Linked DNA regions of Homo sapiens: regions 1, 3, 4 and 5 are each linked to region 2. The links are chromatin contacts, found by Hi-C in ENCODE. All regions are on one chromosome and are shown on one strand. Each heading gives the region's core, a stretch centred on a gene start or an enhancer-like site at or near the end of the contact. The rest is flanking DNA. Distances are from core to core; before and after follow the strand shown. Region 1 holds the start of FAM241A (family with sequence similarity 241 member A). Region 2 holds the start of HADH (hydroxyacyl-CoA dehydrogenase). Region 3 holds the start of LARP7 (La ribonucleoprotein 7, transcriptional regulator). Region 4 holds the start of TIFA (TRAF interacting protein with forkhead associated domain). Region 5 holds the start of AP1AR (adaptor related protein complex 1 associated regulatory protein).

Region 1 (4,594 bases), core at 1,898-4,397, 4.2 Mb before region 2:
CACAGTTTCTTCATCTACAGGACTTGATTCATTCTCCCAAGGCCTCCTTTCTTAAGTGACTTGATTTTAACCAGGCATCCTTTGTCAATCGCCCTACCTGGAAAGACTCAGGCCAGAATGACAGAAGAACCTTCATTTTTTGCTCAAATGGAGTAGCATCTAAAGACAAATTGTTAAAAATGATGCAGACAATATCTTAACTAGTAATAAAACACCTATGTTAATACTAGGTGTTTTATATATTTCATATATATATGAAATAAGTAACAAAATAAAGATACATTTTGTTCTGGTATTGTAATAACAAGCTGATGAAAGAGCTTTCCAGGTTGAGGAAAAGGAATGAACCTTTCAGACAGAAGTGGAAAGAAAAATCAGTGAAGGAAGGGATGTATGTGGACGAGGATTTAGCTTGAGAAATAGCCCAAGAAAGAAACCTCCATCAAATTATTAGGAAAGGGCAAACTCTGTGAGGGGAATAGAAATAGAAAGGGACTTAATACAGAAAATTAGGTGTTGACAAAATCATTGAAAGAGCTAGAGGAGCACAAGTCAGGTGCCTCTGGAGCTATGGTGTTCAAGAGCATACAACCATAGCTCTTTTCTGGGTTAAAAGGAGCGCCTCTGCTAGCTCCTGCCTCTAATTTCCTCTCAATACCCATGAGGCTATCCATGACTCCGGAACACGAAGTGAGCGTGCCAAGTAGAAAAGACGGCAGGAAGATGGCCTCTGTCTCATTTCCAGCTAATTAGTTTTGGTTCTGTTCCTGTTTATATCATTGTTTTCATGGAAAAGTTCACCTTAAGTTCTAAATCATTAACTTAGAAACCAATCTTTCAAAAATATTCCATTTGTAATCTGGAGTCCTTGTATCCTTAAACCAACCAACAGGACAAACAAAAATCATCTCCCTAAATAAAAACTAAATAAAATGAGTCCTTGGGATATGTTCCATAGTTGTTAATTTCATTTCTTCCTCAAATATCTTTACACATGTAATACTATTTCTACCATCATTACATGGCAATGCATAATTTCATTTACAGAACTTGAAAAAAACTAGAAAACAAGGCTTTGTGATAACATTACCAAGAAACGTTTTATCAGAAAAGCTTGCTTTTTACAACAATGGGTTGGGTTGCACCAATTTTTTGCTTATTTTTGTCTTCTTGACTAATTCTTCTTTGGTGCTAATGTAGTAGGAAATGCCTATCTCCGGTGTGATTTTCAATTATTGTGTATGGGGGCTTAGAATACATTAATAAATCTTGAGGCAAAAACAGAATGATAAAAATAACACTTCAAAGGAGTACAGGAGAATGAACTTTCATGACATTCAATGAAGGAGGCAGGTATGCAAAGTGATATGTTTTCTAAGATGTACTTTTCATTTTTTGTTTTATCCTTTTACTTTGTACCATAAGCAATTTTGGAAAGACCACAACTATTAGTGATGTCTACATAATCATACTAATGAAGTACACAGAAGCTTAAATGAAGTATTTTTATATGCTCCCTTACAACTATTTGAAAATTTACTTTGGAAACCCCTGCTCAAATGCAACCCCTCCCCACCCCCAAAGGAATTCTTGTGCTGTCTTCTTCACTTTTCCAGTTAAGCAATTTAAGTTAGAGGAAATCAAGCCCTTGAGCAAATGAATAGTTAACGGGAAAAACCACTAGGAAGGGAATCCGAAGAACAAGCTACCAAATTATTTGCTTGAGTCACTTTCTCTTATATTGTCACAGATGAAAAATTACACTCCACGTGGTGATCAAACCTAACGCTAAGGCATATTTTGTGTGCCACACAGTATTACTCTGTTTCCTAAGTAACCTATTGAAACAATGTAAGGTATACATCTATTAATGCATTTAGTGATGATACTGGAATTTGTGAAACGTGACAGAAAGGACAGATGAAGAAAGATGAGGAGAGACAGGTATTAATTGTCCTAACAGTACAGGCTGTAATAAAGGCCAATAATCATTTGAATTCCTGCTCCTTAATGTGAGTCTAAAGAGCGGCTTACCTCAGGTATTTGGAAAGTCTAAATACTGTATTTGCTGTAGAAAATTCATCCAACATACAATTCAATTTTTAAAATTAAACCTTTTGCCTAATCTTTAAGATATTTGATGTTATAATGCCCATTATCACACTTTATTTAAATGAGATAAACTCAGAGAGTTTAAAAAATTACGCAACTTCTCTTTTCCCTTACTATGGCTGGCCTCTTATAACCGAAAGCAATATTCTTGCCTCTCCACTTTTTAACTGAAGCTTTGATCTCATCTGTATTTATGAAGAACGTGCTCTGGGAGAGTCCCTGTCAAGACATTCATTGTAACACCCGCTCCTACTCATGCTTTCAGCGCTGCCCGTGGACGGAATCCACCCACACCTTCCAGACACGCTAGGTGTGGGCTCGGAAACGCAAGATGGAGGGCGGGAGGGGAGCCGGCGTCTCCTAAACCTGGCGCAGGGCACGGACTCGAAGTTGAAAAAGAAGTGTTTACAAGTGAGGCTTTTAAATAAATCACCGCTATGGAGGGCATTTCCTCCGAGCCCTGGGCGCCAGCCTGAGAATCCTCTGCCGGACGCCAGGGGACGAACCACGCTGACCCCGCCAGACACGCGACCCCGGGGCCGGCGCTGGCGTCTGCACTCGCGCGACCCCGCCGCTCCTCCTGGGAGCGCCGTCTAACCGCTCCCGGCGACGACTTCCCAGAGCGCCGGGGAGCCAGTGCCCACGCGGGGCAGAGCTGCGGCGCGGCCCGCGGGCCGGGCCCCTTCCCTCCAACGCCGGGCGGGGCTCGCGGCCCCCGACCCGGCCGCTTCGCCGCCGCCCCTCCCCGCGCTCACCTGCTCGCTCTCCTTCGGCCGCTGTCCGCGCCGCCGCGGGCTCGCCCCGGGATCCCACCCGGTCCCTGCCGCCTCCCGCTCCGCCAGCGCGTCCCCGTCCTCGTCGCGTTCCCCGCCGTCGCCGCCCCGCAGCAGCTCCCCGGCTGAGCACATCCCGCAGCCAACTCCTACCGCCCCGGACAGCCGCCGGAGGACCACGCCGCGACGCACCAGGCAGCGCCGCCGCCCGAAGGCTGCCCTGGGATCCGCCGCACCCGCCGCTGACAGGAGCCGCCGGAGCGCGCCCCGCCGGCCTGGGCGCCTGAAGTACCAGCCCGGCCCCTCCTGTCACTGGCTCGCCCAACCCCCGGCCGTCGGGGCGGAGCCGTACAGGGGAGGGGCCAAGACAGGGGGCGGGGCCAACGGTGTGTTGGGGGGCGGGGGTGTGTGTGTGAGATTGAGAGAGAGGCCGACAGACTGAGAGAAGAAGGGTGTTGTGTGAAAAACTATGGACATACACTGCATGAGGGAGATTGTACATGAGAGAGGCTGTGTGTATGTATGAGGGATATTGTGTGTGCGTAAGAGACCGTTAGAGAGTGTGAGAGAGACGCTGAGCGTGATTTGTGTGTGTGTGTGAGAGAGATTCTATATAAAAGAAACTGCGTATAAGAGATTGTATGCACTTTGGGAGGCCGAGGCGGGCAGATAGCTTGAGCCCAGGAGTTGGAGACCAGCCTGGGCAACCCCATCTCTACTAAAAATAGAATTAGGCGGGCGTGGTGGCGGCAGTGTGGTCCCAGCTACTCAGGAGGCTGAGGTGGGAGGATCGTCTCAGCGCGGGAAGTCGAGGCTGCAGTGAGCAGAGATCACACCACTGCACTCCAGCGTGGGCGACAGAACCAGACCCCGTTTCAGAGAGAGAGAGAGAGAGAGAGAGGAGGGGGGGGGGAAAGAGAGAGAGAGAGAGAGAGAGAGAGAGATTGAGATTGTATGTGTATGCAAGAGACTGTGAGAGAGAGATTGTATGAGGGAACAACAGAAACTGAGAGAGATCAAGTGTGAAAGAGAAATTACTTGTGTGAGAGAGCCAGTGCATATATTTAAGAGAGAGCGCATTTGTATAAGAGATTAGTGTGTGTGGGTTTGTATGTGAGAGAGAAACACACACATGCACCCAGTTACACTCTCCAGCAGAGTACCCCTGTTCTTGCCTGAGTATCTGCCCGTCCTTTTCAAGGAAGACACATTTCACTGTCCCTCTTGTTCCTTTAGCCTCCTTTCCTAGTGTCTCACTGAAGGTCTGTGTATTTGTCCCTTTCTGTTGAGTGCTTCCTAGTGTGTGTTGTTTGTTGGAGCCTTGGGTCGTTTGATGGTGTATCAAATGATGTATCTTTCTGTAACTGGGTAAGAATATGTCTTTCTCAGTGGGTGGTGAGGGGAATATATCCAATTGATAATTATTTTTTGTACTACTCCATCCATTTTATTCAAGGAAAATGGAAGGGTGTTTAAATAAAATATCACTTTTTTTTCTGTGTATGCCTTATCTGTACATTGGGAAAACGATGGGTTATTGTACAGGTAAAATACAGAAAAGTAAATATGGAAAGTAAACATGTGTACACATGGAGAAGAGTAAGAGTTATTTGGGATCTTCTATTAAAATGTTTTCAGGCCCAGAGAAGGAATTAAAATAGGCAGAATCTCATAGGCTTATTTTAAAGAAGTTTCCTGTTTTTTGTAGT
Region 2 (4,533 bases), core at 369-2,868:
GATATAGCTTTTAGAAGAAAATGCAATCAAATAAAAACGTTGTAAAAAACTTGCCAAGGAGAAGAAAATTGAGATATATAATACCTAATAGTAAAAGGTTTTTTTGTTTTTGTTTTTAAAAAGCAAGCATGAAAGCGTGGACTTGGTTGGAAACAAGACATTGAAAAAGTAAACTCTCTCATGACTGTAGCCACAGTAGTACTGTCCCCAAGAAAAATTAGATGACTATAACCGCCTTCCCCAACAAACCAAGTTGCAAAGGACTGAAATGCTAAGAATATAATCAGCTAGGATACGAAAACCATGGTTCTCCAATGTGAGCTGAAATGGAATAATTTTTAAAAAAAAAAAGTACAAGCATTACAGTAGCCAGGTAATCAATCACTCGCACAACTGAGCCTGAACCACAGCTCAGCAGAACAATGGAAAAGCCCTGAAGATGTACAATGGATAAAAGACTTGTTCCGGCTGGGTGCAGTGGCTAACGCCTGTAATCCCAGCACTTCGGGAGGCCAGGCGGGCGGATCACCTTTGGTCAGGAGTTCGAGATCAGCCTGACCCACAAGGTGAAACCCTGTCTCTACTAAAAATATAAAATTAGCCGGGCGGGGCGCCTGTAATCCCAGCTACTCGGGAGGCTGAGGCAGGAGAATCGCTTGAACCCGGGAGGCGGAGGTTGCAGTGAACCGAGATCGCGCCATTGCACTCCACTCCAGCCTGGGTCAAAGAGACTCCGACTCAAAAAAAAAAAAAAAAAAAAAAAGAGAGAGACTTATTCCGCTGCAGCGCCAAAATCGCAAGCTCAGAACTCTGCACAGACGGCACTATTTCAAAGGTCAAAACCAGGACCTCAGCAATCTTCCATTAGGTGACTTTACAAAGTGCTACAAAAGTCATGACTACTACTATTCTTTACAACCTAGCAAGCGAAGGAAAGACCGGGGAGAGCCGGGAGGCCGTTTAGGAGAGAAAACTACTTTGACAAAGACTGCACAATTACAGAATAAAAATCAAAAATAACTGATAGAATTAAAACTGATCGCAGTTCATGTCTTTGGCAGCAAACTCCCGTTTGAGCCGAGCAGGAACAAACGCGTTATGCCTGAACCTTGTGCACATACAATTCTTTCTTCTCTTGCACGGCCCGCTTCCAAAATGCATTCACCGCCACTCTCCATGGAACCTTCAGCGGGCCCTGGGGGCAGCCAGAATTTTCCAAACGAGGAAGCTGAGGATCGGCCCAGAACCCTGAATTTTGAGGGGAGTGAGACTTGGGCCCTCACAGGCCCAGACGCGAGATATTTCAACTACACCCGGGAGGCGCGGGGTGAAAACTCCCTGGTGTCGGGCGGGTGCAGGCCCCTCGCGGCCGGTCGCGCCAGAGCTTCCACCTCAGGGTGGGCGGCCAAGCGCGTGGGCACGCTGCAGGGAGGGCCGCTCACCTGGGCAATGCCGGCGCCCATCAGCCCGCCGCCGATGACCGTCACGTGCTTGACGATTATCTTCTTGGCCGAGGCCGAGGCGGTGGACGAGGAGGACACGGAACGCATGAACTGCCTGGTGACGAAGGCCATGGTGTGGCAGCGGCGGCGACAGCGAGGAGACCCGGGCAGGGAAGACGCGCGAGGCGGGCAGCCGCGGAAAGCCAGACTCTGGGGGCGGGGACCTACGCGGCCCTGCAGCCCGCGCGCCCCCGGCGTCCCCGTGACGCCACAAGGCGGGGGCGGGGCCTCGAGTCCCGCTCTGCCCATTGGCCCTGGCTGTAACGTCCCAGCGTTGAGCGGGTATACACGCGCGGGCTCGCAGCTGTCAGCAGCCGGAGCCCGAGTGAGCGCGGGCTTGAGACCTGCTGAGCAGCGGGACCTGGCGGCTGGCGTTCTGGTGTGGGGCCGAGAACAGACCCTTCTTCTGAAAAGCCACTGGCCCCTTGTTCTATGAAGTGAGTGGTGTTGACTCTGTAAAATGCTATCCTTTGATGACATGTGCATATCTAGGCTCTGAAGAAATATGTGCTGCTTGGCTGTGTTGGTAATGGACCCAAAATGTGCACCGTTGGTTGATGTCACCAAATAATCAACTCGGGATTATTTTAATCCCGTGGACAGTGATTGTTTCCCCTAAAAGGGAAATAAATGTAGACTGCGAACACCCAAAACAAATGTCTAGTGACCATGAGTTACAATGCAAAAATCAGGCTCAGGGAAGGTAAAGAGAGAGTTGACCTTTAGTTACCCATCTTGACGTTGGACGTCTATCAGTGCAGTGAACATGTGGACGGTTTAAGGTCATAGAGCAACCTTTCTGGAATAACGAATACTATTAGAAAGCATAGGAAAGAAATGTCTTGTCAAATAATGGAAGACTGGATAGCAGCTTGGCCAATCTTCTCACTCAGGTGAATACTTTCTAATTACTGTAACTTAGTGATATAGGATTCTTATTAATTTATTTGCTTTATGTTTAAATATTGTTAACAAAAAAACTTCAAACAAGTTTAGCAGAGTTTATCTGAGCAAAGAAAGCATGAATCATGTAGTATCCTGAGCCAGTAAAGGTTCAGAGAGCTCCAGCCCCTAACAGTGGGCAAGCCGCGTTTATAGACAATATTTTTTGCAGCCTGTAATGGGCTAAAAGCTCCGCTGCGGTGATTGGCCAAGACTTGGCCACTTGTTAGAAGAACGTACTCTCAAATTACATTGCAGTTTATTTACATATTAGGTTTGATTATGCTTTGCTAGGTAGGGAGGCAACTTTAGGCCAGATTTAATTTAATAACAGTTTCCTCCTTTGGGTCAGCCTCTCAGTTTTACGAGATTGACCAGAACCTTGTTTTGTCTCAGTATGGAAGTCACAATGTCAAATTAGTTGAGTGATTATACTTTCTTCATGTTGTTATTCTAACTGTAATAACACCATTTGGTGTACAAAGGATGGCTGCATAGAGACATTGAAGACTCTCGAGGGGACAACAACACATCAGGGAGACTATTATGGCCACGAGAAGGAGTATAGCAATAAACTGAGGTACACACCTTAACAGGAGTCTCCACAAACTGAACTGATCAAAATTAAACAATTCAAAGTTCAGGCAATAAAGATAGTTCAAAGTATTTGAGTCCAATTGGTCATGGTCTAATTTAGGGCATTATGGCGGTTAAGGACTGCTAGAAATGCTTATTTCTTGGTGCCGTAAAGAAATAGCACTTGAACATAAAATTAATTTCTTTAGCAAGGCCATTTTTACTTTCTGCGGAAAGAGTACACTCGCCAGCAGTTTTGCCACAAGAGTACACCGAACAAAGGAGGCAGGGTCATTTATAACCTGACCCGTCCACCTTACTGTTGTGACTGGTTTCCATTGGCTAGAACGGGACTTCACATTCTGTATTTGTCTTGATTGGCTAGCAACTTAGAAATTCTTAAAAGAGGCAAAGGCAGAGGAGAACAAAGGAAGGAGGAAGTAACTTGTGGAATGCTGAGAAGGGAAAAACACCTCTAAATAAGGAAGAGGAACAGGCTATGACCTAATGCCCACTTGGACCAGTATAAGCATGCCAGGGCAAATATTTAGGCTAAATTGTGGGAGCTAAGAACATAAAGTACATTGATTTCTTTATTACAGCTAGCAGATATTTAAGAATGTTAACAGGTCTTTGAATAAATTTTGCTTCTAAGAGAGGTTACTATTTATTCCTAATCAGATGAGGAGGAAAGTCTTTGAAAAGGAACCTCTACTTTACTTTTTACAAGGACCATAGTTCACTGAATGACCTGATTCAGCCTTATGGCCTGATTTAAAGAGGTATCCATTTTTGTAATTAGCCTGGTAACACAAGTTATAATAACCTGGAGAGCCACTAAAGAAGCATAAAGATTAGAAAAGTTTGGAATAGCCTAGCTTGCCTTTCACTACTCAGGATGCCTACAAACCAACCATTAGCTGCTCCCATAAATGTATCATGTGTTCCTTTCCCCTGAGAAGTTTCCTTAATATATTCAGTGGCAGTGTTTAGAGAAACAGCAGTATCTGCCACCTTTTAAATTAAGTTTTCTATAGTAGTAAAATTAGAGGAAAAATAAGTGCAACATTCAGTTTTATTCAGCACCATGCAAGAGCCCCCAGCATGAGCAAAGAGGAGATCCAAAGTTGTGTAATGTTCCATGAAGTGTGTTTGTTGAACACAAATGTTTTGATCCACTGAGAATATTTGAGTAGCTTCTACCATGTGAACCCCTAGGAGGTCTGACTGGCTACAAATTCAAGATTTTCCCCAATTTATAGATTAGTTTCAAATTCCATACAACAGGCACCCTGCTAATGCCAAGAGTGAGTTCCAGCACCTCCATTGGAACCTTTCCTCAGTAGAAACTAACTTGTCTTCATTTATTTTTAGGTTGGTGCTTACTTTGGTTATTGACTGCTTTAACCTCTGATTATGAAAGGTATTATGGGAACTTTCAGGGAAGGCTATTGGGATGTAGGAGCGAGCCAGGCCAAATAGCAAGATCTGAACCAGTGAGGAAACAACAGAG
Region 3 (4,779 bases), core at 1,985-4,484, 4.6 Mb before region 2:
ACACTATGAAGGCAGGAACTTTAACTTCATCAGTACCTAAGTATCTGTTGAATAAAAAAACAAATTTAAAAGTACCTGTAAAGTGTTAAGCATTTCAAATTCTTTGTAAGGTTGTGGGATGTAAATAAAATACAAATAGGCCAGGTGCAGTGGTTCACGCCTATAATCCCAGCACTTTGGGAGGCCGAGCCAGGTGTATCACTTGAGGTCAGAAGTTCAAGACCAGCCTGGCCAACAAAGTGAAACCCAGTCTCTACTAAAAATAACAAAATTATCTGGGTGTGGTGGCCCATGCCTGTAATGCCAGCTACTCGGGAGGCTGAGGCAGGAGAATCGCTTGAACCCAGGAGGCAGAGGTTGCAGTGATTCGAGATCGTACCACTGCACTCCAGTCTGGGAGACAGATTCAGTCTCCATCTCAAAAACGAACAAACACAAACGTAGGCTATAATTATCAATTATTCTATAATTGATAATTATAATTCTATAATTGATAATCTATAATTATAAATTATTGATAATTATCCAATTATCAATAATTCTATCCAATTATTCTATCCAATCTCTTGTTAAATCCTATCAGTTTGACTTTTGAAATGGCTCTCATCTCCATCCAGTGTTTTCTACAACTACTGCTACAACTGTCACTAGAATATGCCAATAGTTTATAAACTGTTCTGTAAGTCACCCATTCTCAACAGGAGCCTATGTATAACCCATCTAAAACACAGACCTGGTTTTGTGATGCTTCTGTCAAAACTTGCAACATTAGAAATTCCTTAGCACCTTCCCGTAACATAATATGCAGTTTATGAAAACACTGTTTTAAAAAAAAAAAGTAACACTTGGCCAGGCGCGGTGGCTCACGCTTGTAATCCCAGCACTTTGGGAGGCCAAGGCGGGCGGATCACGAGGTCAGGAGATGGAGACCATCCTGGCTAACAAGGTGAGACCACGTCTCTACTAAAAATACAAAAAAAGAAAAAAGAAAAGAAAAAAATTAGCCGGGCATGGTGGCAGGCGCCTGTAGTCTCAGCTACTTGGGAGGCTGAGGCAGGAGAAAGGTGTGAATCCGGGAGGCGGAGCTTGCAGCGAGCCGAGATCGTGCCACTGCACTCCAACCTGGGCGGCAGGGCAAGACTCCGTCTCAAAAAAAAAAAAAAAAAAAGTAACATTTAACTGGCTTTAAATGAAGAATAAAAGTTATTGGGTAACAATACCAGTAACTTTATATACACTTTTGTAAATCCTCACAATCCCACTAGGTAGCAGTTTCTTCCATCTTAACACAAAAACTCAAAAAGGTTTAAGTGACTTGGCCAAAGCTAGCTAAGTAAGTTGTCCCAGGTATGTTTGATCCCACATTGTCTACCTTTTGGTAGAATTTCCCGCAATTTATCACCACGGACTCTATGTTCTGACTCAGGAATTCTTAATCTGAAGTCCATGCAACTTTGGCTGGACAAGAATTCTAGTGGGCTCCATTAAATTGTAAATGATACATTTTAAAGATAAGGTAAAATCAAGACTCTTGTACAAATATAAAATGAATACACGGTAAAGATTTAAGCACAGTCATGGGTTGCTTAACGACAAGGACACATTCTGAGAAATGCACAGTCAGGTGAGTAAGTACATCATTGAGTATGTAGTTATTCTATGATGTATTCACACAAACCTAGGTACTATTGCCTATTACTCACCTATAATCTTATGGGACCACTGTCATACATGCGGTCTGTCGGTATGTGGTGCTTGACTGTAAATAAGGGAACCAGTTAAGTGCTAAAAACCAGTTCAAAGGAGAATTTAAAAAGCAGGTACACAGGCAATCAGGAACGTTGAAATGAATATTAATAAATACTGCTCAGGACAATAATTAATTGCATCTTTACTGGACAAACCTAATTTCCATGTTGCTGTAGCGAGTTACAGGGTTGAAAAATAGTTCAAAGACCACGAAAGACATAGATAACTTGGAAGAGTGAGTCAGACAAGACACCAAGTCATTTGTGTGTGTTTGCTATTTAAAAGTATTTCGTAATTTCTCCTGAGGAAATTATATGAAAAATGTTTGTTTGGAGACGCAGCCTCTCTCAGTGGCCCAGGCTGCAGTGCAGTGGCGCGATCCCGGCTCACTGTAATCTCTGCTTCCCGAGTTCAAGCGATTCTCCCAACCAAGCCTCTTGAGTAGCTGGGACTACAGGTGTGCACCACCACTCCCCGCTAATTTTTGTGTTTTTAGTAGAGACGAGATTTTGCCATATTGGCCAGGCTGGTCTCGAACTCCTGACCTCAAGTGATCCTCCCGCGTCGGCCTCCCAAAGTGCTGGGATTACAGGCGTGAGCCACCGTGCCCAGCCTCGCAAAATGTTTTAATAGGTACATGCACGTTTTCCTGAGAAGCTAATCCATATAATTAAGTTTTCAAAAGAAGTGTGCCACAACAGGTTAAGAATCATTGTTCTGGTCACTGCTTACAACTCAAGTCCCTCAACACGTAGTGGCCTGTGTGTTCTGCTTTGTCTGAATCTTCTCGTCTAAATTTCCTTATTAAATTTTCAAGGCCCAGGTTAAATGGCATCTTACTCTTTGAGATCTTCCACCACCCTGTGTCCTATCATTTGTTTTCTCTTAAGTTTCTTTGCAAACGCACTCTGCACACCATATCTAGCAAGTGTTAGTTCCCTTCCGTAACTGGATTTTTTACTCTTTGAGGACGATGGCAGAGTCCTGCAAAAGAAGATGATAATTTTAGAATATAAATCCTCACGTTCGCTATCTTCTGGCAGCCACAGCTCAGCTCCAATCTGCGAAATACGGCACTCTCTTTATTGACTACTGCTTCTCTCGGCACCCGTACTTCCGCAAGGACGCCGTCATAGGCCGGGCGCGCCCCAAACCTCCCCACGCCGGGCCCCTATGCGCCCTTACTGTCTGAAAACGGGAACTACAAGTGCTGCCGAAGACTTTTGCGCGTGCGCATAGATAACTAGGCCAAGGAACTGATGGGTGTGCAGGACGGGGGGGCGGGGTAAGAAGGACGATAGATGATAGAGTGGACCGCAAGAAAAAGGACGGAGAGTTAATTAGACTTCGCCCAAGCTGTGCGACCCTATAGGCCGCTTGTAACTTACTCCGTTCGACTCCCAAAATACAGGGTCAAGTACTGCGGCCTTCGGACATTTCCGTCTCCGGATCCTGATAGTCTCGGTTACTTTCGCGTCATAGGATGAGCGACAACGTTTTCCGGTCCCAATTGAGAAAGACGGGCCCGGAGGCAGTGCGCGCTCCACCTACGTCACAGGCGAGGTGGTTCCAGGAGGGCTGGGCATCGGAGAGCGCGGCCGGCTGAGAGACTCGAAGCCAAGGAAGAATTTGATTGGCGATTTGAAAGCGGCGGTTTTTGGCTTAGGCGGAGGTGGGCGGGCCAAGTTTTGGGTCCTCATCTGGTGAGGTCCCGCGTTAATGACGTCACGTTGTTTCGCGGGAGAAATTCGAAAGTGGATTTTGTGCAATTTGACAGGTGAGGTGAAGTGTTTCTCGGGATTTCCTAGGAATGACTTGAGCGATTTGGGGCGAAGGGACGAAAGACTCTGCTCCTTAAGAAGAGAACCGGGAAGGATGCTGTTTGGAACCAGGATTGGGGTGGTCGCAGTCACAGCTACTCGGACTGCTTGTAGTAAGTGGTGCCTCTTCACCGTTTTTCCCAGGCCTTGCTTTGCAATTTCGAGTAGGTATGAGGACCAAAGAGGGCTTTGCTGTTTGTATTTAGGACTGAGAAAGGATCAAGTCTCCATTGTCATTTGGTGACAGGATTATGGTTCTTAGAATCTTGGCAAATGAGATGTGGGTTTCCTTTGTTTATTTGGACTGGATGGTTTGTTAACAATGTTGAGTTCATGATTCCAAAACTTTGTTATCCGAACTATTTAGAGGTTCAGGTTTAGGTTCAAAAAATACTCCTTGTTTAAAAAAAAAGGAAAAATATCTAGTATTTAAATGAATAATGGCTCATACTTTACTGAGAACACCGAGTTTTATGTATATATATTGCGTCCGTACATATAGTAGCACAATGTATATGTATGTATATGTGTGTATGTACGTATATCTGTGTGTATGTATGTATGTATATAATTATCACAGAGCATCTGGGGTCTTTAAAAACTTATTTGGAGATTAATCTTTCACCTATTAGAAGTCGGTCAACAGGTGAATTGTCTGGTAGACGTGGACAGATGAACACTTGGAAAAAACTCTTTGCATCTCACTTAAATATATATGATGCTGTTGTCTAAAATAATTTTTTCTGATTAATACTAAGATAAGAAAGGGTGTTGACTTTCAATGAATAAGTATTAGAGCTCTTCTAAATTTTAAAAGATCCAGTTAGCTTTTTTTTTTTAGGTTTTCTCCTATAATCGAATTTAACCATCCTTTAAGAGTTTCAGTCTTCTTAGTTCTTTTTAAACTGTACATTCCAGAAGTAATATCTCAATTTAGGAAAATAATGGAGAATTTATCTTGCAATTGTGAAATAGCATATAAGTTATCCTAAACTAGTAAATACTGGGTTCCTAATCTGTAAATTGTAATAATGCTTATTCTTCAGGATTATGAGACTGATAAATACTGTATGTAAAGTATCTCGTCCAATTCCTGCCTGATACATAGTATGTAATCAATAAATATATATAATTACACACGATAATCATATAATTGTATATTACATAATACAGTAATATAGTTATATATTATATAATTACATAATAATTA
Region 4 (4,552 bases), core at 1,996-4,495, 4.3 Mb before region 2:
TTTTTTTAAACGTTAATACAATTTAGAAATTTCAAATTGTTCAAAGCTGGATCGAAATATAATGGATTATGGGCATTTTATGTTATTTTCAAATTAAATGATGGGTCATTGGTAATTAAAACAGTAAATCCCTCCTTTCTGTATCAATAACACATGCCTACTGTTTTCGTCTATTTTGAATACAATCCTAGCCCAACTTTTAGTATAGTCATTTCCCTGAAGGGTTTCTTGTAATTTTTTCCTGAAAGCATTTATGTTACTTCCTATAACCCCAACACCACTCAGGGCATTTGGTTGTAGCAAGTGAGGTTAACCAAGTTTAAAATCCTGTTGAATTCACAGGAGAGTTTAACTGCATCTGTCTAATTTAAAAGATGTTGGCAGCCCATGAGCAGTTCTATGTGCAAGAGAAAGTTTCACACTTTAAGGCTATGTCAGGATCAGATAATGAATTTATCAAAATGACACGATCACATTGAAACAAAAATATTTTTGTTTTTTGGTTTTTCTTTTCAAAAAGAAAAACCGCAATAAGAGGGCCTCAAAGGTGATTTCCAGCTGCTATGTTCTCATTAGCATATTTGTAACGGTGGCACACAGTGGAAGCCTTACATTTCCTCAGTCTGATGTAACTTTGGCCAAAGTACTTTCAGACTTTAGTAATTTGCTTGTTTTAAGAGAAATAATAGCCTGAGATGAGGATATTTGTATAAACCCCTTCCTGAAATGTCTAGTACCTTTCATTGCATAATTAAAATTCCTATTGTGTTTCTTTAACAGTAAAGACATTTTCGTTATCAAAGAATGATGTTCATGTTTTAAATAATAACTAAAATAATCTCTTCATTAAAAATAATCATTTTTAATGGTTTTATACAAACTGAAACAATAATAAAGCCCATATTACAAATTACTTTGCCTAATTTAGATATGAGTGACTTAAAATTGCTTCTTTTGCAAATGTCCCCTGGTGATTTTCAGAAAACTTAATAAATTGAAAGTACAGAAATAAATAGTCACTTTTTTGGGGGCTCTGGCCTTATTCAAGCTTTTAGAAATTTTCTGGGCCTTTTGTCAGTTTTCAAATTAGAGATTGGAAACTCCAATTCTGATAATACTGTTCTACTGTATGAGTTCACTGACATAATCAGATAGCACGTCTTATCTTCCACCTGCTCTCATGTTCATCAGCTGAGAGAAGGTACCCTGACTGTCACTTCTAGAGAAGAAATAATAAATGTTGATGATTAACAAAATTGCAGCCCTTACGGGAATCTGCCTCACTTGTAAATGTACCCTTCTTTCCCCACAGTCACTGTACTTGATTATACCTAGCTCTGACACAGTTCAAAACTTAACCGCACCCATAGCACCTCTTTATCAGGTGGACATCAGTGTCATTTTATTGCCAGTGAAACTGATCCACAAACAAGCAACTCTCCTGAACTCAAGGACAGAAGACAGACAAGGGGCTTCCACTCATTTCCATCATCAGAATTTGGTTTCCCATGCGAAGAAGTAGGCCGCTGTGATCTCAGCCAAGCCAAGTTTTGTCCTCCTTCCTCTATCTATCCTCAGTCTTCTTTCTCCTTCTATGGCAAGGGTCCCCAACCTCTGGGCCATGGACTGGCAGTGGTCCATGGACTGTTAGGAACCCAGCGGCAAAGCAGGAGGTGTGCTCAGGGCCAGCAAGCGAAGCTTCATCTGTATTTACAGCTGCTAACCGTCACCTGTGTTACTGCCTGAGCTCTGTTTCCTGTCAGATCACTGGGGCATTAGATTCTTATAGGAGCAGGAACCCTGCACATGGGAGGGATCTAGGTTGCCCGCTTCTTATGAGAATCTAATGCCTGATGATCTGTCACTGTCTCCCATCACCCCCAAATGTGTCCGTCTAGTTGCATGAAAACAAGCTCAGGACTTCCACTGATTCGACATTATGGTGAGTTGTATAATTATCTCATTATATATTACAATGCAATAATAATAGAAATAAAGTGCACAATAAATGAAATGGGCTTGAATCATCCTGAAACCATCTCCCGTGGCCCCAACCCCAGTCTGTGGAAAAAGTCTTCCATGACACTGGTTCCCAACAGGGATTGCTGGTCTCTACAGTGTCTATCCTCTCTCTCTCTTTTTCTTTAAACAGAGTCTCACTCTGTTGCCCAGACTGGCGTGCAATGGCGCCATCCCGGCCTCACTGCAACCTCTGCCTCCCGGATTCAAGTGATTCTCCTGCCTCAGCCTCCCGAGTAGTTGGGATTACAGGCACCCACCACCAAGCCCAACTAACTTTTGTATTTTTAGTAGAGATGGAATTTCGTCATGTTGGCCAGGCTGGTCTCAAACTCCTGGCCTCGTGATCCGCCCACCTCGGCCTCCCAAAGTGCTGGGATTACAGGTTTGAGCCACGGCACCCGGGTCTATCCTCTCTTGACACCTACTCTCCTTAGGTTCTTCACACTTAGGTGATTCCAAATCTTTTCACTGAGGCAGAAAGGTAGCATTACCTTCTTCTAAGCTATAAAGGACTCCTGAGAGGTGTTTCCCATTTCATCATGTACCAGCTTTTACTTGTGGACTCTGGATGTCCATTACGATGCAAGCGGCAGGAGAGAAAGCGACTGGACTGCTCTGCTGGGTGTAAGGCGAGGGCAACCTGGAGCAAGTTCAAATCCCGCCTCTGCGGGAGGCAGAGGTTGCAGTGAGCCGAGATGGCGCCACTGCACTCCAGCATGGGCGACACGGTGAGACTCGTCTCAAAAAAAGAAAAAAAGAAAAAAAAAATTCCACTTCTGCTCGCCACACTCCACCATTCTCTGAGCCTCGGTTTACTCATGTGTAAGGGGGACTGCGATGATTAGAGGAGCTCGTGCATGCCACGCACTGGCTTGCTTGGTATCCTTGGAGTCACCGAAAGATTAGTTCAGCTCCCCGCCTGCCCACGCCCTGGGGCAACACTCATTTTGGGGAAAAGTCCTCCTTAATGCTGAAGTGATCCAGTTCCCTTCTTTTCTCTAGCTCGCCAATCGGGCTGGAGGAGAGGCCACTCGTTTGGGAAGGCGCGGTCCGGGTCGGTGTACCGCGCACCAAACCCTGCCAGAGAACTGAGAGAGGCGGCCAGGGGGCTGGGTACCTGGTGAGAAAGGCGCCAGCTGCCGGGTCACCTCGAGAGGAAGGAAGGGGCGGGAGCGCGAGTGGAGCGGGCGGAGCCTGAAAACCTCCGCGCCACCGCTGCGCTCTTTACAAAGGCCCCGGGCGCGAGAGGACGTGCTCTGCCAGCCAGTGGGAAGGCAGGCCGCGCGCGCGGGAGCGCGGGAGGATCGGCGGCTCGCGGTCACTGGTCCCTGGCTCGGTTCCCCGCACCCCGGGGCTCACACTTACCCGCGCGGAGGAGCAGCGGCCGGGTGTCCACCCCCATCCTGCGCCCAGTCTCCTCGATTCCCCTCGCTCTGAGCCGGGAGAGCCGAACAGCTGAAGAGAGTTCACTGACTCCCCAGCCCCAGGTACTTGCGGGGCGGCGGGCTGGGGGTGAGGTGGGGACTGGCCCTTTTCTGTTTATCCCGCAAAGACAGCAGCTTTGTCCAGGAGATTTTGGGGGTGTCGGATCGGAAGTCATCCCCCGCTGCTCCTGCTCACCTGGCACACGCTCACCATATGCTAAGGAAAGCCTGCAAAAATTATAGACAGCACCTCCCTGTTTTATAAAATATGAGAATATTTACATAAATGAGGAAACATTGGAGATGGGGGTGTGTTTTCTCTGTACTTTGGTATTCTTTTCAACGTTTTTCTAATCAGAAAACAAAAACGAATGCCATTTATGCAGTGTGGCTCCAGAGCAGTTGTGCGTGACCCCCCTCCCCCGCTTGCCAACTGCTACGGCCCCACGCTCTCGGTGGCCAAGCGAGACCTTTCTGAGGGGCCCTGGGCTCCCTGGAGTGCCGAGGTCCTTGGTCCTAGACCTGACTCCTTGCTTCAGTCTGGTTCATGAGAGAAATATAGTAATCCGTTGTTTTCTGGGACTTTCCCCAGATTTCAGATTGAAAGGTGGAATTTCCCAAATCCTCTGAAGCCAAAATCCACACTGAGCCTCACTGCGGATTTCCGCAGCCACCAGGAAGTGGGACTGGACCCCAGGTCAGGCCAGTCAAGTAGAGTGGGAGAAAGAAAATCTCATGTCTGAAAGACACCGAGCTTTCCTAAGGGTTTCCTCCTGCTGTTTGGTTTTCACTTTTTTTTTTTTTTTTTGATTCTTTGTTTTTGCAAGACCTGTGGTTTTAGTATTAATTCTGCCAAACAGCTGTGCCAGAGTTCACAAATATCTTCAGAGCCACACTTCAGGGTGATCCTGTTGAGCAGGGTTAGACAGGAGGATAACTTGGTCCTTTGCTCTGCTTCCAAGTTTCTGTTCCCCTCCTGTGTGCTCAGTGTTCGGTATTCGTTAGGGAGAAAAGCCTTGAAACTTCCTACTTGCAACCACCCAAAGACATACTCTTTCTTGAGAATATATTCAGGGGGAACTGGGGAGGCGAGGGGGTTGGGGGGA
Region 5 (4,229 bases), core at 255-2,754, 4.2 Mb before region 2:
TTGTATCAGAGAGGTGACACAATGCCTAATTAATGAATGAGAATCCTATATTTTATAAGATCTCCATTACCAAAGATTCAAATTATGATCATTTACTGCAATTTATTTATGTTGAACATCTTATTACCCAATAATGTTAGTTAAATGGAACAGATTATGAAAAATTAGCAATCTGTTTCAGAAAGTGCAAAACAGTCTTAGTCCTTACACAAACTGGCTTGGTTCAGATTTTCAATTCTAGGTTTGAATTCCGGAGGGACATTTAATAACAACAAAGCCAACCCCAAAGGAATTTGCTCTAATTTTTTCAATATATATGAAATAAAAAAACACAAAAACGGAATTATGAAATTACTATTCTGTGGATGGTGCATATACAAAACCTAAGCAATATCCCAGGTTTACTCAAGAGAAGTGAAGTTCAGAAGGACTGCAATTTACCTAATGTTACAGGACGTTTGAGTAGCAATCAGGGCAAGGAATTCCTCTCGAAATTTCAAAAACTTAATACGAAAAAATTACACATTGTCCCTGTAGTTATGAGCACCAAGAATCTGAATGCCCATTGGGAACTCTGCAATTCAGCAAGTCTTTGTAGCTACCAGAGTTCATCAGTATCTGGAACCTTATTTTACTCCAGCATCCAAATGACTTCTACTTAAAATCAATCTGAGGCATTAACTCCGGAGCCAGATCCCACCTGCTCTGCCAGGGCTAAAGAGAGGGTCAGATACAGGGATACTAGCTTTGGCGTTAAACCTAAGCTCAGCGCAGGGTGTGTCCAGGTTGCCGTGGAGCCGGTCCTACAGCCCATTAGCGCGAAGCTACCCCTTGTTTCCTGGAGATGATGTCTCCCGTGACTCCTTCCCCGCGTGACAGGGCGCCCTGGCAGGAGGGACACCCCGCCCCCTCTTCTACCTCTTTCCGAGGAGGCCCCAAGACCGGACCCCAGACTGGGCCTCCAAGACGACCACCAGTCTGACGTCTGCTAAGCAGTGAGTGTAGCAGGGCTCTCGACCGCCACCTCCAGCCGCCGGGGGACGGTGAAAGGGATTCCCCGCCGGGGGCCGAAGAGGAGGAGCCACGGGGGCCGGGCCCCTCCCCCAGCGGGCTTACCCTCCGCCGCCGCCTACTCGCTGCAGCCGCCCCGCTTCCTTGCGAAGCAGTCCGAAGCACTGCGTCCAGCAGCAGTTCCCCATCGCATGCCGCCCAGGCGCCGCCGCTCCTCCTCCTCCTCCCGCTCAATGCCCAAACCCAGGCCCGGCAGCTGCATCCGCACGGCACGAGCCGAAATGGGGTTCAAGGACCGAGGGCGGGCCGGCCAGAGCCCGGCGGCGTGAGGGCACGGGGCGACGAAAGACGAGGCGCTAGGGAACAAAGGCAGTGTTTACTCCAGCGGCCGCAGAGCCACCGCTGCGCGAGGGAGGAGCACCGGGCTCAAGGCTCTGGACTCCCTCGCCGTCCGCATGGCCCTTCTCGCCTCAGCTCCTAGCCCAGCGTGAGTGACCGCCTCCAGCTGCCGAAGGAGGCCAGTCCCCGCGAGCCGAGCACCCTGGCCCCGCCCCCAGCGCGCCCAGGCCCCTGCTCGCCGCCAACGCTGCCACACCCCCGGCCTCTCCCGCGCCCCAATTGGGCGCGCTACCTCGGTGCCCCGCCTTCTCTGGCGACCGGCCTGTGCGTCACTTCCGCTCGCTCCTGGTTCAGCCGCCTCTGCCTGCGAGACGGTTCAATTCCTGCGTGCGGACGTTTGTTTTGTTGGACCTTGACCTGACTAGGAAATTTCCCTCTCTCATTGCAGTTTCGGGCATCCTCGTCCGGAGCACGCTGGGCGTGGCATGGCTAAGGCTCAGCCTTCGAACTTTGTATCAAAGGCGTGTGAGGAGCCAGAGTCCCAGGCCGGAAGTCATAAGTGCGAAGGGGCGTTTCTCTGCACGGTGTGCTTAGTTTTTGTTAATACTGCACCATAAGCGGAAAATAGACTCGGGAACTGATTGAGGTTACTTTGAACGCACCAAGATTTTTTTCCGGTCTCTGGTTTGTGTCTTAATTTCCATACTGTTAATGTTTTAGGGAAACGTAATAATGGTGCATTATTGTCCTCGTTTTGTTTGAAAATCAGATCTTCACATAATTTTGGGTTGGGTAGTTGGGGTTCAGAGGAAATTGGCAAGAGGGCTGGGGTTTTTCGGGGACGTCAGCGTTGCCATTCCAAGCATGCTGCCCAGAACTGCTGTAGATGGGAAGAGAAAGCTGCTCTAATGTGTCCGCAGCCCTCTCAAGTGCTACCATATAATTCGCGTCTTGTTTGGCCTCAAGACAGTTGGCCTCACAATAGATATAAGATGTGGTTTAGTAGACACCTCGTCCAGTGGATAGGAGGATGCTCTCATGGACTGGACACATCAAGTTTTTAGCCTGTTTAATTAAACCTAGAAAAATTGTTACATTTTAGAAAGTTTTTATTGATGATAAAATGTTCTCTGAACTCATTTTCTTGCTTCTTTAAATACGTATCTGGTTTCAATCTTAGCACTGCTACTTACTAATGTTTATTTTATTTGGGTTTTAGTTGTTTTGTAATCAGAAGCATAGGATAACATTTGTCCCAATGGTTTGCTTTCAGTGAATGTTGGGATGACCGAATGACTTCCTAGTGAAAGCATTTTCTTTTCTCCTTCCAACCCCTGAAATTAGACAAATGTATTAATGAAATAATCATTAAAATTCAACTATAAATGTTTACAGAAACTGGTACATCTATCCTATGGAATATTTAGTAACAAATAGGAACACAGTATTGATGAACACACCCTGAAATGAATCTGTAGGAAATTATGGTTAAAGAAAAAGCCAATCTCAAATGCTTATATACTGTGTAATTCCATTATGTAACATCTCAGAATTGATAAATTTATGTAAGTGGACAACAGAATAATTGATTGCCATGGGTCAGGGAATGGAAATCCTGCATCTTGTCTATATTAATGTCAGTATTCTGGTTGTGATATTGCAATAGTTTTGTAACATGTCACCACTGGGGGAAACTAGATTAAAGATATACACGGTCATCTGTATATTATTTCTTAAAACTGCATGTGACACAATTGTCTCAATATAAAAAGTTTGATTAAAAAAATGCAGCTATAGACTTGACAGCACTTCCTATAGACATTCTATAAACCGTTATTAAAACTGAATCTCACTTAAAAATAATTTTTTTATAGTAAATCTGTTCTCTCAGTTAAGGATATGAATGATCCTCAGAAGCAATACAAATGAATAAGACATTTAAAAACTTCACTAAGCAAAATAATGCAAATTAAAATGCATGTTTTAGTCATTTGTATTGATTCACTTGTCAAGTTAACAAAGCTTTACAGTTAGAAATATTCAGTATTTGCAAGGATACAATGAAATGGTACTATTCTAAACTGCTGCAGATAATGAAACTCATTCTGAGAAATTATTTGGAAATACCAAGAGCCAGAAACAAACTAAATGCTCAAAAATTGAAGGATGATTAAATTTGCTGGTGTATTCTTGTTATATAGACATAATAAATATATTTTTTAAAACAATATGGAAAAATGCTTGCTGAATAATGTGTGAAAAATCAGGATAGAAAATTATATGTATGTTCCAAATGATGTTTAAAACAAAACATATACATTCTTACATTCTTTCTTACACGTGTTTCTTGAAAATAAAGGCTGGATGGTAAATATCAAAATGCTAACAGTAATTATTTCAAGACTGTGAATGTTGGGAGCTTTATTTCTCTTCTCTATTTTCTCAATTTTGACAATTATTATTTAATACTTCTGTAATCAGAAAAAAATGTTTAAATCTGACCCTTCAGTAGAAAAGGTTGATAACCAGTTCAATTAGAGTTTGATCACAAATGCAAGCATTTAGAAATGCAGAATTTTGCCCCGCAGTTCAGCTAAAACCAGGTTCTTGTCACATGACAAGGAAAACTTAGACACGTGGACACATTGAAGGGTGAGTAGAGCAGGATTTTATTGGGCAAAAGGAAAAAGAAAAAACTCACCAAAGCGAGATAGAGTCCTGTTATCAGGCCCCCACCTCATAGACTGAATCCCAGGCTACTGCACAGGGACTGAAAAGGCACCTCACAGATTGAATCCCAAGCCACCACATAGGAACTGAAGAGGCCAGCCTCCTTCCCCTGCCCTGGTTCCACCCCATTCCCCCAGTGCGCATATGGG

What was found. A loop is a pair of places that touch in the nucleus more often than their neighbours do. Pooled maps may share reads with other maps.
Region 1: a pooled map shows a loop between it and region 2 (11-fold over the local background). The contact joins the promoter of FAM241A here to the promoter of HADH in region 2. A Hi-C loop is called at or near these places in 6 of 50 pooled maps.
Region 3: a loop to region 2 is called in a map of CD4-positive, alpha-beta T cell, with 8 times the contacts of the local background. The contact joins the promoter of LARP7 here to the promoter of HADH in region 2. A Hi-C loop is called at or near these places in 2 of 168 maps with a recorded cell type or tissue (CD4-positive, alpha-beta T cell and naive thymus-derived CD4-positive, alpha-beta T cell) and 6 of 50 pooled maps.
Region 4: a pooled map shows a loop between it and region 2 (7-fold over the local background). The contact joins the promoter of TIFA here to the promoter of HADH in region 2. A Hi-C loop is called at or near these places in 5 of 50 pooled maps.
Region 5: a map of ascending aorta shows a loop between it and region 2 (11-fold over the local background). The contact joins the promoter of AP1AR here to the promoter of HADH in region 2. A Hi-C loop is called at or near these places in 2 of 168 maps with a recorded cell type or tissue (ascending aorta and endothelial cell of umbilical vein) and 15 of 50 pooled maps.

Annotation. Positions count from the first base shown.
Region 1 is chr4:112,144,007-112,148,600 of GRCh38, reverse strand. It overlaps FAM241A (family with sequence similarity 241 member A), which reads right to left and starts at 3,147. Exons shown (of 2, transcript NM_152400.3): 1 at 2,868-3,147. The coding sequence starts at 3,020. RefSeq lists an enhancer at 2,237-2,376 and a silencer at 2,717-3,366.
Region 2 is chr4:107,986,974-107,991,506 of GRCh38, reverse strand. It overlaps HADH (hydroxyacyl-CoA dehydrogenase), which reads right to left and starts at 1,618. Exons shown (of 8, transcript NM_005327.7): 1 at 1,443-1,618. The coding sequence starts at 1,574. RefSeq lists a silencer at 1,622-1,851.
Region 3 is chr4:112,635,598-112,640,376 of GRCh38, reverse strand. LARP7 (La ribonucleoprotein 7, transcriptional regulator) reads right to left here and starts at 3,234. Exons shown (of 13, transcript NM_016648.4): 1 at 3,138-3,234. ZGRF1 (zinc finger GRF-type containing 1) reads left to right here and starts at 3,468. Exons shown (of 28, transcript NM_018392.5): 1 at 3,468-3,526. RefSeq lists enhancers at 2,682-2,791, 2,832-2,881, 3,452-3,671.
Region 4 is chr4:112,284,597-112,289,148 of GRCh38, reverse strand. TIFA (TRAF interacting protein with forkhead associated domain) reads left to right here and starts at 3,245. Exons shown (of 2, transcript NM_052864.3): 1 at 3,245-3,509. RefSeq lists enhancers at 1,514-1,633, 4,143-4,262, 4,293-4,472 and a silencer at 3,193-3,502.
Region 5 is chr4:112,229,062-112,233,290 of GRCh38, reverse strand. AP1AR (adaptor related protein complex 1 associated regulatory protein) reads right to left here and starts at 1,504. Exons shown (of 10, transcript NM_018569.6): 1 at 1,117-1,504. The coding sequence starts at 1,199. It overlaps AP1AR-DT (AP1AR divergent transcript), which reads left to right and starts at 1,141. Exons shown (of 1, transcript NR_186684.1): 1 at 1,141-3,730. RefSeq lists enhancers at 710-759, 784-1,731 and silencers at 970-1,239, 1,400-1,679.